Regions from separate parts of the Homo sapiens genome. Here region 1 is linked to region 2. A link is a loop called in an ENCODE intact Hi-C map of the cell type or tissue named here. Cell type or tissue: heart left ventricle. All regions are shown on one strand.

Region 1 (8,000 bases), 280 kb after region 2:
ATTAACTGGCTTGCTTCACTGAAAGGAATGTAGTGATATCCAAGAAAATGAACCCTAAAAAGCAAACATCGAAAAAGGGTAAGTGCCTATGTACATTCACCTCAAAGCAAGCAGAGCTTTTGTCCTTTTGTCATAATATTAAAACATAATTTTAAATTACGGTGAAAAGACACAGTGGGGGAAAAATAAGATAATCCCAAAATACAATTAAGCATTAGCTACCAAATATTCCAACTTTATTAATAGTCAATCAACCTTGGAAAGTATTTTGATGATCTAAGGTAACTGCCCTATGATTAAAAAAATACCTTGATAATTTTTTTTTTTTTTTTTAAGTAAAAGCTTCTTTTAAAGAAAAGAAAAATAGGTCTGGGCGCAGTGGCTCACGCCTGTAATCCCAGCACTCTGGGAAGCTGAGGCAGGCAGATCACCTGAGGTCAGGTGTTCGAGACCAGCCTGACCAACATGATGAAACCCCATCTCTACTAAAAATACAAAAACCAGCCGGGCGTGGTGGCATGCGCCTGTAATCCCAGCTATTCGGGACGCTGAGGCAGGAGAATTGCTTTAACCTGGGAGGCGGACGTTGCAGTGAGCCAAGGTTGCGCCACTGCACTCCAGCCTGGGCAACAAGAGCGAAACTCCATCTCCAGAAAAAAAAAAAAAAACTATGATTTTCTTTGGGTAAATGAATTTTTACAGGCCTAGAAATAGCAGCCATTATCTTACAAATTTTTCAGTTTGTGTTGAAACTGTCACTTCTCTCTACTCTGAAGGCATAGCGACATATAATGTAACCAATTAAAATAGTTTTTATAATAAAATATTTATAAATATCTTCTCGTGTCATTGAATATTCATCTATATCATTTTATCTGATTATTAAAATGACAATATTATTTTACCAGTTTAATTCCTATTATTGGGCATTTAGGTTTTTACCTCCCCTCACCTTTTTAAACATCAAAGATCCTAGCAGCTGAATTTTTATAATTTTCACCATGCAAAACCCTGCAAGCATAAAGAAGTTGAACATAATGCCCAAAGACTTGACATACATTGTCAAATTACTCCCTAAAAGCAACCCAATTCATATGCTTAACCACTGTATCTCATAGTATCTTGCTTGGCTTAAAAATATTCTGAGTGAAGGATGGAGGCAAAGGGGAGTAGGAGGAAAAAAAAAAAAAGAAGAGCTCAAGAAAAGGAAGTGGTGGATATTTTTTTTTCTTCTTTGAGACAGGGTCTCACTCTGTCACCCAGGCTGAAGTGCAGTGGCGTGAGGACTGCAGCCTCAACCTCCCTGGGCTGAGGTGATCCTCCCATCTCAGCCTTCTGAGTAGTTGGGAACCACAGGCATGTGCCACCATGCCCAGCTAATTTTTGCATATTTTTTTGTAGAGACAGAGTTATGCCATGTTGCCCAGGCTGATCTCAAACTCCAGGGGCTCAAGCAATCCTCCCACCTTGGCTTCCTGAAGTGCTGGGATTACCAGCGTGACCCGGTCAGAAGTAGTGAATTCTAAGCAAATCATTTAATGGTCTTGAATTATAGTTTACTCATTTGAGAGATCTGAATCAAAGTTAACACTCAGTGGCCATTCCAGCTCTCATATTCATCCCTGATTATATCATGTTACATTTTATAAAAAATGGAAGCCAGAAAAATTTAAGCCAGTCATAATCTTGTCATCCAGAGTTTATGACGATTTTGGTTTCTTTCTAGCCTTTTGAAAAGATACCTAAGCTTTGGGAAGCCAAGATGGGAGGATCACTGGAGCCCAGGTCAAAACCAGCCTGCGTAACACAGCAAGACCCCCATCACTACAAAAAAATTTTCAAAATAAGCCAGGTGTGGGCCGGGCGCAGTGGCTCATGCCTGTAATCCCAGCACTCAGGGAGGCGGAGGTGGGCGGATCACTTGAGGTCAGGAGTTCAAGACTAGCCTGACCAACATGGTGAAACCCCATCTCTACAAAAAATACAAAAATTAGCTGGGCGTGGTGGCGTCCATCTGTAATCCCAGCTACTCGGGAGGCTGAGGCAGGAGAATCACTTGAACCCAGAAGGCACAGGCTGCAGTAAGCAGAGACTGCGCCACTGCATTGCAGCCTGGGCGACAGTGTGAGACTCTGTATCTCAAAAAAAAAAAAAAAAAAAAAAAAAAAAAGTCAGGTGTGGTGGTGTGTACCTGTAGTCCTAGCTACTCTTAGGCAGGAGCCTCACTTGAGGCCAGGAGTTTGAGGTTACAGTGAGCTAGGATCATGCTGCTGCACTCTAGCCTGGGACACAGAGTAAGGCCCTCTCTCTTTAAAAAAAAAAAAAAAAAAAAAGAAATGAGAAATAGCATTTAAGCTATGTGTCCCAGGTGAATTAACAATCTCTCTGTGCTTCAGTTTCTCCGTCTTTAAAATACAGATAAAATTAATAATTTCCTTATAGGTATGTTGTGTGGTTTATCAGTGCTAAGAGCTTACAACAGACTTTTACAAAAGATGGTATTACATATAGAGAGGACTGCAGAAGTTTTAAGTTTAACAGCAAATCATAACATGGGCACTTGGCTTCAGGCAAAGATTCAGAATGAAAAGAAGTGTAACATTTGGGTGATCATTTAGCATTTGTGCACTCTTGGATGTATTTTAAATGGAGGGGAAAGAGAGAATCATTAGCTTTTTTCCTAGTCATTAACTATACCTTATAGAGATGATGTGTGGTTTAAGTTGAGTTTATCAGTGCTAAGAGCTTACAACAGACTTTTACAAAAGATTGTATTACCACGTTTTAGACACAAACTCTTAAATAAGAAAGGAAGCAGGAGCTCTAAGAAAAGGAAGTGACAGAGAGTGGTTTAATGTTTAATGAATACTAAGTGCCAGTCCCTAGGCTAGGGGTTTTCCATACATTGTTTCATTTAATCCCTGCAATTACACAAAAAAGTTATCATTATCCCAGTTCTAAGGATAAGGAAGCTCTAATAAACTATGAAACTTATGTTTAACGCCATAGAGTAGCAATTAGAAGCAGGATTGGAACTCAAGTCCATTTGAGTCCAAAGCCTATGATTTTCTGCTGCAATACAACCATTACCAGCTTTTTCAAAAGCTGGCTGTTTCAAATTTAGGTATTCTAGTTTCATTATATAAAACATGAAGAAAGCACCCACTTCAAGTTTCTTGCCTTAACTGTCTGACAAGAGCTCATGCTCGCCATCTGGTGGCATTAAGCGCCAATCACAAGATCAAGGATTCAGTGGTGGGTTTGTGTTTTTACAGTATGTTGTGAAGGTTGAATCTGCAGTAAAGCACTGCAAGGACTATTACTGAAATACTAACAAATGAAACTATGTAAATTCTAAACGATGTAACAGACAAGAATGAAATATATCTTTTGAGAGAAGCCTTAGCTAAGAATCTAATGTGAAATGCTTCTGTCCCATAATAATTGCAAAGCAAGATGAGAAGCCCAACAAGGTGTTTAATTTAGAAAATGGAGGTAATAAAAGCAGAAGACAGCTTTAAAAATTATGTCAACTAAATATGGTGTACTGCACTATATTTATCAGTACTTCATCCCCAAACCCCACTAAAATGAGAATGAATGAATATAAAAATACATAAACTCAAAAGAACATAAAAACAGAAGGGGAAGCAACACATTAAACAGCTGTCAACAAATTACTGACGGTGTAGTGAAGATGGGGATAGATAGTTGGTTTAGCTGAAGTTGTGAAGTTGGTTTAGTTGTTGTGAAGGCAAGGAGAAGAGGGTGCCTATAAATTAATGCCCCACTAAATCTGAGAAAAGCCAAGGGTATGAAAACAACAAACACTTGGGAAGGCACAAATGATTCGAAGGCCTAAAGACAGAGGCTGAAGACTGATTAAGAAGCCTTTCCAACTCCCTCAGGTTTCAGATTTCTCATTGCTGTAGAGATACAAATACGGAATGGAAGATGACTAGGAAGCTGGACTGGTACAAGCGTGAACCTGTGTTAGTTAACTGCAGGATACAAAAATCAATATACAAAACTAAGTAGTGTTTCCATTTGCCAATAGCAAACTATCTGAAAGAGAAATCAAGAAAGTTATCTCACAATAGCTACAAAAATATAAGATGCCTAGGAATAAATTTAAGCAAGGAGGAGAAAGATCACTACAAAAAAAACTGATGAAAGAACGAACACAGGACACAAATAAATGGAAAAATATTCTATGTTCATGGGTTGGAAGAACAAATATTGTTAAAATGTCCATATTACCCAAAGCAATCTACAGATTGATGCAATCTCTATTAAAATACCAATTATATTCTTCACAGAAATAGAAAAAACATCCTTTGAGGTGAATCTGCAAGGTAAAACAAAAAAATACAAAAAACACTCCTAAAATTCATATGGAACTACAAAAGACTCCAAATAGCCGAATCAATCTTGAGTAAGAAGAACAAAGCTGAAGGCATCAGCTACTTGACTTCAAAATTTACTATAGAGCAATAGTAACCAAAACAGCATGGTATTGACACAAAAATAGACACAGATCAATTGAACAGAATAGAGAACCCAGAAATAAATCCACATAATCAGAAACAACTGATTTTCAACAAAGGTGCCAAGAACACACATTGGGGGAAAAGGCAATCTCTTGAATAAAAATGGTGTTGCAAAAACAGAATATACATATGCAGAAAAATGAAACTAAACCCCTATTATTCATCATATGTAAAAATAAACTCAAGATGGGTTAAAAACTTAAATGTAAGACCAGAAACTATAAAACTACTAGAAGAAAACACAAGGGAAATGTTTCATGTCATTAGTGTGGGCAAGGACTTTTTGGCTAAGACTTCAAAAGCACAGGCAACAAACACAAAAACAGACAAACGAAATTACATTAAACTAAAAAGCTTCTACCCAACAAAGGAAATAAGACCACAAAAAGACAAATCTACAGAATTGGAGAAAATATTTGCAAACTATGCATCTGACAAGGGGTTAATATCCAGAATATATAAGGAACTCAACAGCAAAAAATCCGATTTTTAAAATGGGCAAAAGACTTGAATAGATATTTCTCAAAAGAAGACATCCAAATGGCCAACATGTACATGAAAGCACACTCAACATAACTAATCATTAAGGAAATGCAAATCCAAACCACAATGAGGTATCACCTTACCACAATTAGAATGAAATAAGGATGACTTGGCAGGGGCACTGTGGTTCACACCTGTAATCCTAGCACTTTGGTAGGCCGAGGTGGGTGGATCACCTGAGGTCAAGCGTTCGAGACCAGCCTGGCCAACATGGTGAAACCTCGTCTCTACTAAAAATATAATAATTAGCCGGGCATGAGGGCAGGTGCCTGTAATCACAGCTATTCGGGAGGCTGAGGCAGGAGAATCACCTGAACCCAGGAGGCAGAGGGTGCAGTGAGCCGAAATCACGCCACTGCACTACTCCAGCATGGGCAACAGAGCAAAATCTCCGTCTCAAAAAAAAAAAAAAAAAAAAAAAAAAAAAAGATTTAAACCTCGGATTTTGATTTCTAAATACCCTTCCTTCTAAAAACTCTGGAATGGCAGATTCCAGAGCTGGGGCAGAGGAAATACTATAGATAAGCTTGAAACATCTTCTCATACCAGAAAATAATAAAGTACAATAAAGTACCTTAAAAAAATTGAGGTTGTATGTCTGGGTCTAACCTATAGGGGCTTCCACTGACCATATCTAGGACAATTGAGCATCAAAATAAATAACCATTACAATGGTTATAACCCAATGAATAAAATAAACCCATAAGAGTGATCATATATGACAAATATAAAGGCGAGAAAACAAAGCACTACCTTATAGAATGTCAACTAATAAATGTAGAAAGGATGACAAAATTAAAACAAAATTACCATTTTGCAACCATCATAGTAAAAACATTTAGGCAACAATCACAATAGATGATAAAACAAATGTTTGATGAGGAAAAAGATAGTTACGAAGTCTCAAAGCATCTCTCTACACAAAGCATCTCTCTCCTTTAGAGGAGAAACCTGGCAGCTATCAACTAAGTGATCTGGGTTAATGTCACCAAAGACACAGTGACATGTGTCTCTCAATGTGATGCTCTTAGACACATCAACATACAAGTAGTACTCTGTCAAATGTACAACCTCCATATAATCATCAGAACAGATAAGACCCAATGAGAGATATTCAGCGCAACTGACATGTGCCATTCAAAAACAAAGTCACAAAAGACAAAGACTGAGGAACTATTCCAGATTAAAGACAACTGAAAGAGATACCGAATAATTATGCAATGTATGAACCTGGATTTAGATCCTCAACCAGAAAACATTGTTATAAAGTCCAATACTGAGGAAAGTGTCAAAATATGAAAATGGTCTGCAGATTAGATGATATTACTGTATATGCTAAATTTTTTTTATTTTGAATAATACTATGTTAATGTAAGTGAGAACATTCTTGTTTTTAGAAGACATATACTAAGCTATTTAGGAAGAAAAAGATGATTGTCTACAACTTGTTCTCCAAATGTTAGGAAACTTTTGCCATCACTACGGCAAACTGTTAATTACTGAATTTGGGAGCCAACTGTATTCTTTGTAAACAGTTTGAAATTATTTTAATATAAAAAGCTAGTTAAAAAACTCAAGGACAGTAAAAGATGATGCTGGAAAAAGAAGAAAACATAATATCCATCAGTAATAGCCTAGAGAGAAATAATTACAGTCTGTTATGCTATAGCACGTTTCTATAACCCCAATTAGCTCACAATCAATTGGCAAATATAATGATGTCAGTATAATGCAGAAGGTGAGTTTGTTCATGTGTGATTTCTTCCAGGCAACAGTAGCCAGAACAACAGAACTGTTAATCTTCAACAAAAAAATTAAAATGAGCAAAGCAAAAAGCCCCCTCAGCTGGGTAGATGTGTAAGCAGAAGCCTGTTTCTTTTTAAAGGAAAATTTAAAGTGAATACTTGCATCAAGGGCTCATCTTGTGAGATACAATCCTAAACTAGACTTTCATGGACCTTGGCAGGTTCTACTTCCCCCTGTGCCTATCTTAATGGTAGCCCATCTATCTCAGAGCTCCACTCTTTTGCACTGTATCTCAGCAATGTCAAGTCAGCATTTCCTCTGTACTGGTTTTGTGTCTTTTTACTATCTCCTGAGGAAGCCTTCAGCCACACTGAAGTACCTGCCTGGACTGTCCAAATTATCTCTGAGGATACTAATTATCATTTTATGAGTGCTCTAATTAAACTATGTGCAAGTTTTAAAGGTAGTCCTATGTTGGGAATTACAGACCATGAAGGAGGAGGAGGGAGCCCAATAAGTGGGTAGAGCTCAGCATAAAGATTCAACTCAAGCAGAGCGAGGAGTGTCCCTGGGGTAGAGACCCAACATTCAGAGACAAGAGTCCTTCTGCGTTCAAAGAAAGGGTGGGGGGTCTGGAGATAACTGATTAAATAGGAAAATAAGTGAGAGGATAACAGAAGCCAGGTTTTTCATTGTCAGAAAAGAGAGTTTGGCCAGGCATGGTGGCTCACGCCTGTAATCCCAGCTACTGGGAGGCTGAGGCAGGAGAATCCCTTGAACCAGGGAGGCGGAGGTTGCAGTAAGCCGAGATTGCGCCACTGCACTCCAGCCTGGGTGACAGGGCGAGACTCTGTCTCAAAAAAAAAAAAAATTACAAATATAGAAAGGGAGAAAACTAGAATGAAACTGTGATAGGCTGGGATGGGAGGAAGTCGTGTGACCCCATGGTTTTGTAAAAACTTACACACATATATATATTCATGTGTGTGTGTGTATATATATAGTAATAGACTTAAATGTGGATACACATACACACATTCCTTAGCTCTAACTGCTTAGAGAGCCAGGGAGCAACAATACATCGATAGCAATGAGTGCAATAAATGTCCAGATCTTGGTTTCTAAACACCATTCTCCAGGAAAATAAATCAAACAGGCCTC
Region 2 (8,000 bases):
TGTTTGAGACGGAGTCTCGCTCTGTTGCCCAGGCTGGAGTGCAGTGGCGCCATCTCAGCTCACTGCAACCTCCACCTGCCGGGTTCAAGTGATTCTCCTGCCTCAGCCTCCCAAGTAGCTGGGACTACAGGCACCTGCCACCACACCTGGCTAATTTTTTGTGTATTTTTGGTAGAGGCGGGGTTTCACCATGTTGGCCAGGCTGGTCTCGAACTCCTGACCTTAAGTGATCTGCCCACTTTGGTCTCCCAAAGTGCTGGGATTACAGGCGTGAGCCACTACGCCTGGCCAACAACCAGCTTTTAATAAGAATTTGCTCAGGGCCGGGTGTGGTGGCTCATGCCTGTAATCCCAGCACTTTGGGAGGCTGAGGTGGGTAGATCACTTGAGGTCAGGAGTTTGAGACCAGCCTGGCCAACATGGTGAAACCCCATCTCTACTAAAAATACAAAAATTAGCTGGGCATGGTGGCACGCACCTGTAGTCCCAGCTACTCAGGGGGAGAGGGGCTGAGGTAGGAGAATCACTTGAACCCGAGTGGCAGAGGCTGCAGTGAGCCAAGATCATACAACTGCACTCCAGCCTGGGCAATAGAGTGAGACTCCGTCTCAAAAAGAATTTGCTCAGGGCTAAGCTTGCCATAGACATTATTCCATTTAATATGACAGCCATGCAAGATAAGGATTATTCTTCTCTTCTCATGAAAGAGGAAACTGAGGTTCAGGACGGTTAAATGATGCCAACCTTTGTTTGTTTTTCACTATACTGTACTATCTCCCACCCCACACACCTAGCCTTTCTGAGATTTCATTGCTTTAACTGTAAACTGAAGAAACTGCATACTATGGTTTGAATATGTCCTCCTAAGTTCACGTGTTGGAGACTTAAACCCCACTGCAGTAGTGTTGAGAGGTGGGCTCTTTAAGAGGTGGTTAGGTCGTGAGGCCTCTGCTCTCATGAAGGAATTAATGTTATTATTGCAAAAGTAGATTTGTAATAAAAGCAGGTTCAGCCCCATCTTGCTCTCTCACACTTCCACCTTCCACCATGGGATGGCGCCGCAGGAAGGCTTTTACTTGATGTGAGCCCCTCAATCCTGGACTTCCCAACCTCCAGAAATGTAAGATATAAATATCTGTTCTTTATAAATTGCCCAGTCTCTAGTATTGTTACAGCAGCACGAAATAGACTAAGACACTGCACATCCTGGTCTTTGAGAGCCCTTGTAGCTTTCATTTTCCACGGTCTGACAGCAGGTGTTGCCAGCCACTGCCTCTAAGAAAAAAATACCCTACTCAGAGCCCCATGTGTCTCTGCCATCTCCTCCCAACCACAGCTGTTTGCACCGCAGTTGAACACTTTGACCTAAACAGAGCTAATCAGATTCATTCTTTCTCCGTGAAAATGGAATAGGCAGTGAATAACTAGTCAGTAAGGTGATGTGAGCACCAACCTGTCTAGCTTTGGGGCTGGAGTTTGTACCAAAGCCATGTGCAGGTCAAAGTTATGGGGGAGCAGGAGCCAAGGGCAAGGTGAAGAAGCTGGTGTATTGTCTTAATCAGTTCAGGCTGCCATAACACACTACCGTAGACTCGGTGGCTTACAAACAACAGAAATTGATTTCTCACAGTTCTGGAGGCTGGCAAATCCAAGAGCAAGGCAGATTCTGCGTCTGCCAAGGGCCCACTTCTTGGTTCATAGACAGTTGTCTTCTCACTGTGTTCTCATGTGGTAGAAAGGGCAAGGGAGCTCTCTGAGGCCTTTTTTTTTTTTTTTTTTTGAGATGGAGTTTCGTTCTTGTTGCCCAAGCCTGGAGTGCAATGACACGATCTCGGCTCACTGCAACCTCCGCCTCCCGGGTTCAAGCGATTCTCCTGCCTCAGCCTCCCGAGTAGCTGGGATTACAGGCATGCGCCACCATGCCCAGGTAATTTTGTATTTTTAATAGAGATGGGGTTTCACCATGTTGCCCATGCTGGTGTGAACTCCTGAGCTCAGGTGATCCACCCGCCTCAGCCTCCCAAAGTGCTGGGATTACAGGCATGAACCACCACACCTGGCCTCTGAGGCCTCTTTTATGAGGGCACTAATTCCATTCATGAGGGCTCCACTCTCAGGACCTAATCCCCTCCTAAAGGCGCCACCTCCTAATACCATCATCTTGGGGAGTTGGGTTCAATATATGAATTGGGTGGGGAATGGGGGTCAGAAACATTCAGACCATAGCATGTGTTCTGGCTCCTGAGTACCTTTTAAGCACTCTTTCTACATTTAGAGAATTTCCAACATCATACGTCCTGCCTCCTCAAGATGGAAGCCGGAAACTCTCTTTCTCAACTCCCTTTACAGTTAGGGCTCAGGCATGTGACATAGCTTTGTCAATCAAACACCCAGTAAGACTTGGATTCAGAAGTAGGCACCAGGCAGAAACCAATGTCTGGCCAGAATGATGGCAGAGGCTTTTAGGCTTGCATTTCTGGCACCCAGTACCCAACATGATTCCCTGGAGCTGCCAGGTATGGCCACCAATGGCAGTGGCCACAGGATTTTTGCTGGAGCTGTGCACTTCCTGGTTTAGGCATTGCTCTGGGCAGTGTGGCCTCTAGTAGGAAGCCTGAGAATACCTAATGTCCCTAAGTAAACTCCTTCTTGCCTTCAATGACCTAGAGAAGATGCTTTGCAACAAGAGTCCTGAGCAATATCCTGAATCAGACAGGCTCCCTTAATCTCTCTAGAACCATCTCCCTCTTCCTGGCCTCTCCTCCTTTTCCTGAAGAACCACGTGATGCAATGGCAGGATCTCAGCTCACTGCAACCTCTGCCTCCCGGGTTCAAGCGATTCTCCTGCCTAGTCTCCCAAGTAGCTGGGACTACTGGCACGCACCATCACGCCCAACTAATTTTTGTATTTTTAGTAGAAACGGGGTTCCACCATGTTGATCAGGCTGGTCTTGAACCGCCTAGTCAAGTGATCCGCTCTCCTCAGCCTCCCAAAGTGCTGGGATTACAGGCATGAGCCACCGCACCCAGCCAGTGACCTCTTCACCTTGGCAGAGAAAACAACTCAAATTCAGGACCATGCAGCACCCCTCAACCAAAAGGAAACTGCTCCCCATTCGCTGACAGGAAATACATAACATCAAATCAAACACTGTTTAGGACATCCCTGGTTTTGCTGAATCCAAATGAAAAAATAGCCTCTCCCAGAATCAGCAGTGATCATTCCAAAAACGAATCTCCTTGGCTATTCAGAGCTGGGTTCCATGGGAATACCTTGGCCAGAAAAACATTTACCACATTAAAAATAAAGATTACAGTTTGTGAAAAGAGAAGGTGAAACTCATTTGGCAGTTGCTTAGCAATTTCTCTTCTTGCACCGGTATTTTGGGGAAGGATCCATCTGGAAATCGGAAAAAGGCTTCAGAGCTTTTTTTTCCCAGTCTGAGGTAGGGAGGGGAAGATGAGAAATAAATGTAGCAGGACTGCCCTGGGCTCATGACAGGTCCCTACTCAGCCAGCCTCTGTCATCACCCCGGGATTCACATGCAAGGCTTTCCAGAACATTCGGTCTTAAAATACTCACCCCGAGGGCACAGCCTCTTGACCTAGTTCTCTCATAAACTCTGAGGACACTCTCATCCCTGTTCTGTCATACTGCTTTAAAAAAAAAAAAAATCCTCAGGCTGGGCGCAGTGACTCATGCCTGTAATCCCAGCACTTTGGGAGGCCGAGGCAGGCAGATCACCTGAGGTCAGGAGTTCGAGACCAGCCTGACCAACACGGTGAAACCCTGTCTCCACTAAAAACACAAAAAATTAGCCGGGCATGGTGGTGGGCGCCTGTAATCCCAGCTACTCAGGAGGCTGAGGCAGGAGAATCACTTGAATCCAGGAGGCGGAGGTTGTAGTGAGCCGAGATTGCAACACTTTACTCCAGCCTGGGCAACAGAGTGAGACTCTGTCTCAAAAGAAAAAAAAAAACAAAAAAACAAAAACCTCAGACAACCTCTGTCTCTCAGTTTCCTCATCTGTAATTTGTAGACAGTTATGGGGGACAGATGTGTCTCGTTGCTTGACACAGCTGTGAAAACACTGGCCCAAGCTAGTTGTGGGCTCTTATGAACCATTCTTGTCACAGGATTAAACCTCACTAAGGCACAAATCCTTCAAAGACCATGTGGAGGCCAGGTGCAGTGGCTCATGCCTGTGATCCCAGCACTTTGGGAAGCCAAGGTGGGAAGATCACTTGAGCCCGGAAGTTCAGGATGAGCCTGGGCAACATGGCAAGACCTCATCTCTACAAAAAATACAAAAATTAGCCAGGCGTGGTGATGCACACCTGTACTCCTAGCTACTTGGAAGGCTGAGGTGGGAGGATTGCTTGAGCCAAGGAGGTCGAGGCTACAGTGAGCTGTGCCTGTGCCACTGCGCTCCAGCCTAGGTGACAGAGTGAGAGCCCATCTTAAAAAAAAAGGATCAGCCGGGCGCAGTGGCTCACACCTGTAATCCCAGCACTTTGGGAGGCTGAGGCAGGTGGATCACAAGGTAAGGAGTTCAAGACCAGCCTGGCCAATATGGTGAACCCCGTCTCTACTGAAAATACAAAAAATTATTCAGGCATGGTGGCATGCACCTATAGTCCCAACTACTCCGGAGGCTGAGGCAGAGGAATTGCTTGAACCCGGGAGGCGGAGGTTGCAGTGAGCTGAGATCACGCCACTGCACTCCAGCCTGAGCGACAGAGTGAGACTCCATCTCAAAAAAAAAAGGGACCATGTGGAAATCTGCCCTAGAATGGAAAGCAAGACACCAGTTGTCAGAATACTGAAGCTATTACTAGGGATAGGCTGTAAAGAGGAGTCTGGAGTCTAGGATGGTTCATTTCCAGGGCTGAACATTAGAATCACCTTGTGGAGCTTTGAAAACTCACAGTGCCCAGGCCATACATCAGATCAATTACATCAGAATCTTCAGGGGTGGGATCAGGCATTGGTATGTTTGAAGCTCCACAGGTGATTACCATATGCAGCCAAAGTCAAAAATCAAAGGTCTAGATGCACCAATTTTATAAAAATGGGATTCATCTGTGTGATATAAAGAGTTACAAAGTGTAATGTAGAGTTAGTATATGACCTAGCAATTCCATGCCTAGGCATATGCCTAAAGGAATTGACAGCAAGGTCTCAAAGAGACAGTTGCACATGCACGTTCACAGCAGCATTATTCACAACAGCCCAAGGTAGAAACAACAAATGTCCATCAGCCAATGGATGGATAAGCAAATGTGGCATAACTATACAACGGAATATTATTTGGCCTTAAAAAGGAATGAAGGCCTGGCACGGTGGCTCACGCCTATAATCCCAACACTTTGAGAGGCCAAGGCAGGCAGATTGCTTGAGTCCAGGGGTTCAAGACCAGCCTTGGCAACATGGTGAAACCCCATCTCTACTAAAAATATAAAAATTAGCTGGGCATGGTGGTGCATGCCTGTAGTCCCAGCTACTCGGGAGGCTGAGGCATGAGAATAGCTTGAACCTGGGAGGCGGAGGTTGCAGTGAGCAGAGATCGTACCACTGCACTCCAGCCTGGGCGACAGAGCAAGACTCTATCTCAAAAAAAAAAAAAAGAAGAAGAAGAAGAAAATAAGATAGTTAATGGTTAATTTTATCTTGTGTGAATTTTCCTTCAGTTTTTTAAAAATCTTACAAGGCGTCCCTGAATCTGGGAAAATAAACACCAGAAATGGCTCCCTGCTTGTGTGTCCCTATCGGGTGTCCTGGCCAGCCCCCGAGCTGCAAGGAGGCAGGGATGGCCAGCCTCAGGCACCCGCATAATGAGGTCTAATGCAGACCATCTGAGCAGTTTCTCTTTCCTAAGCCCTCGGCTTTTCAAATATGTGCTTTCCCACCTTGAGGTTTGCTAGGAGAACAGCTACTTGGTGTTTCCAACCACAGACTGAGATTGGAATGTTTCTTTATTCTCATTGTTTTAAAAGAACTTGAGCCTTATGAAACCAAAAATAGCAAGGGAAAACATGGTCAAATTTCTGGTTTCAGCAAAATCTATTTAGCTACCTTGGCTCTAGAAATCACTTTCCTTCCATTCTTGGCAAATGCTACCAAGTGGCTCCTCGGACCAAAACCCAATGCTGGATCTTCAAAACAAGACTGGCTGGAGGAAACAGAAGTGCGGAGGCGGAGACCATGCTGTGGCCTCTGGCCTCCTGTGACCCCAGAACTTGGTTTTCACCCCATGCAGGTACCTTTTGTGACAGGAAAGAAAGGATTCGAGCTGCAGTTTTGCTGGCTAACGTGAGTCATAAGGGATGGAGAAGTCAATGTTTCCAGAGGGGTGGTGTGCTGGTAGCCTCGCAGGCCTGGTGAAACTTGAAGATGAACATCTGTCCCATCTAAGGAGAAGAACGCAAGGCCCCAGAAAGGCCTCCGGGCCTAAATATAAACAATCACCTCAAACTGGAAACAAACACCCGACAATAGGGGAATGGATAAACTAACCAGTCAATCTGTACAAATGAATATTACTAGGCATTCAAAAGGAAAAACTACTCTAATCCACGTAATAACGTTGATGAATCTCACATACATGTTGCCTGATATACCACACTGCCTGACTGTGGACAGTGAAGCATTTTTTCTGCTTCTGGTACAGCCACTCTCTCCCTCCAGCCTTCATTTTTTCTTTTAAATCAAGTTGATTAAGGTATACTTTACTTACAATAAAATGTACCCATTTTAAGCGTGCAGTTCAGTAAGTATAATAAATGTACACATGCCTGTGTAACCACCACCCCAATCAAGACTTAGAACATTTCTGGCTGGGCACCCAGCACTTTGGGAGGCCGAGGCAGGAGAATTGCTTGAGGTCACGAGTTCAAGACCAGCCAGGGCAACATGGCGAAACCCCATCTCTACAACAAAAAACAAAAATTAGCCAGGCATGGTGGTGCACATTTAGTCCCAGCTACTCGGGAAGCTGAGGTGGGAGGATCCTTTGAGCCCAGGAGGTTGAGGCTGCAGTGAGCCATAATCGCACCACTACACTCCAGCCTGGGCAACAGAGCAAGACCCTGTCTCAGAACAACAACAACAGCAACAGCAAAAAGACTTAAAACATTTCTACCACCCAGAAAGTTTCCTCAGGCTCCTTTGACTTCAGTCCTTTTCCCACCCCTGGCTCCAGGCAACCACTGACCTGCTTTCTGAACTATAGATTAGTTTTGCCTGTTTTAGAACTTTACAGAAATGAAATCAAGGTCGGGTGCAGTGGCTCACGCATGCAATCCCAGCACTTTGGGAGGCCGAGACAGGTGGATCACCTGAGGTCAGGAGTTCGAAAACAGCCTGGCCAACATGACAAAACCCCATGCCTATTAAAAATACAAAAATTAGCAGAGCATGGTGGGGGGCACCTGTAATCCCAGCTACTCAGGAGGCTGAGGCACGAGAATCACGTGAACCCGGGAGGCGGAGGTTGCAGTGAGCCAAGATCACACCACTGCACTCCAGCCTGGACGACAGAGCAAGACTCTGTCTCAAAAGGAAATGAAATCAAATGCTTATTTTGCACAACCTTCTGTAAAGTTCATCCATGTGGTCATGAATATCAGTTGATCATTCCTTTCTATTGCTGAGCAGTATTTCCCTGGATAGAGGTGCCTCAATTTGTTTATTCACTCACCTGTTGATGGACATTTGCATTGCTTCTAGTTTCAGCCTATCGTGACTAAAGCTGTGACATGTGTTTTTGTTTCTCATTTATCTAGGAGTGGGATGGCTGAGTTATATGATAAGTATGTATTTCACTTTCTAAGAAACAGTTCTTCAAAATGGTTGCACCATTATACATTCCCAGCAGCAATGTATGGGAGTTCCAGTTACTCCACATTCTCACCAACATTTGGTGTTGTCAGTGTTTTAAATTGTAGCCATTCTTGGCTGGGCATTGTGGCTCACACCTCTAATCCCAGCACTTTGGGAG

The links. Peaks named below come from ENCODE experiments on the same cell type or tissue, not always from the same donor. Only the 100,000 strongest peaks of a DNase experiment are listed, where the experiment ranks them.
Region 1: it touches region 2 in a loop (4-fold over the local background); 6 of 110 quality-filtered maps call a loop at or near these places.

Annotation. Positions count from the first base shown.
Region 1 is chrX:41,175,606-41,183,605 of GRCh38, reverse strand. All of the region lies in intron 21 of USP9X (ubiquitin specific peptidase 9 X-linked), which reads right to left. Among named protein-coding and RNA genes, the nearest start is that of USP9X, 94 kb to the right of the region's middle. In heart left ventricle, a CTCF peak has its summit at 3,223 (motif pointing left); no DNase peak of the experiment used is centred here.
Region 2 is chrX:41,451,088-41,459,087 of GRCh38, reverse strand. All of the region lies in intron 2 of NYX (nyctalopin), which reads right to left. Among named protein-coding and RNA genes, the nearest start is that of NYX, 7.7 kb to the right of the region's middle. In heart left ventricle, no CTCF peak of the experiment used is centred here; no DNase peak of the experiment used is centred here; H3K27ac peaks cover 929 bases.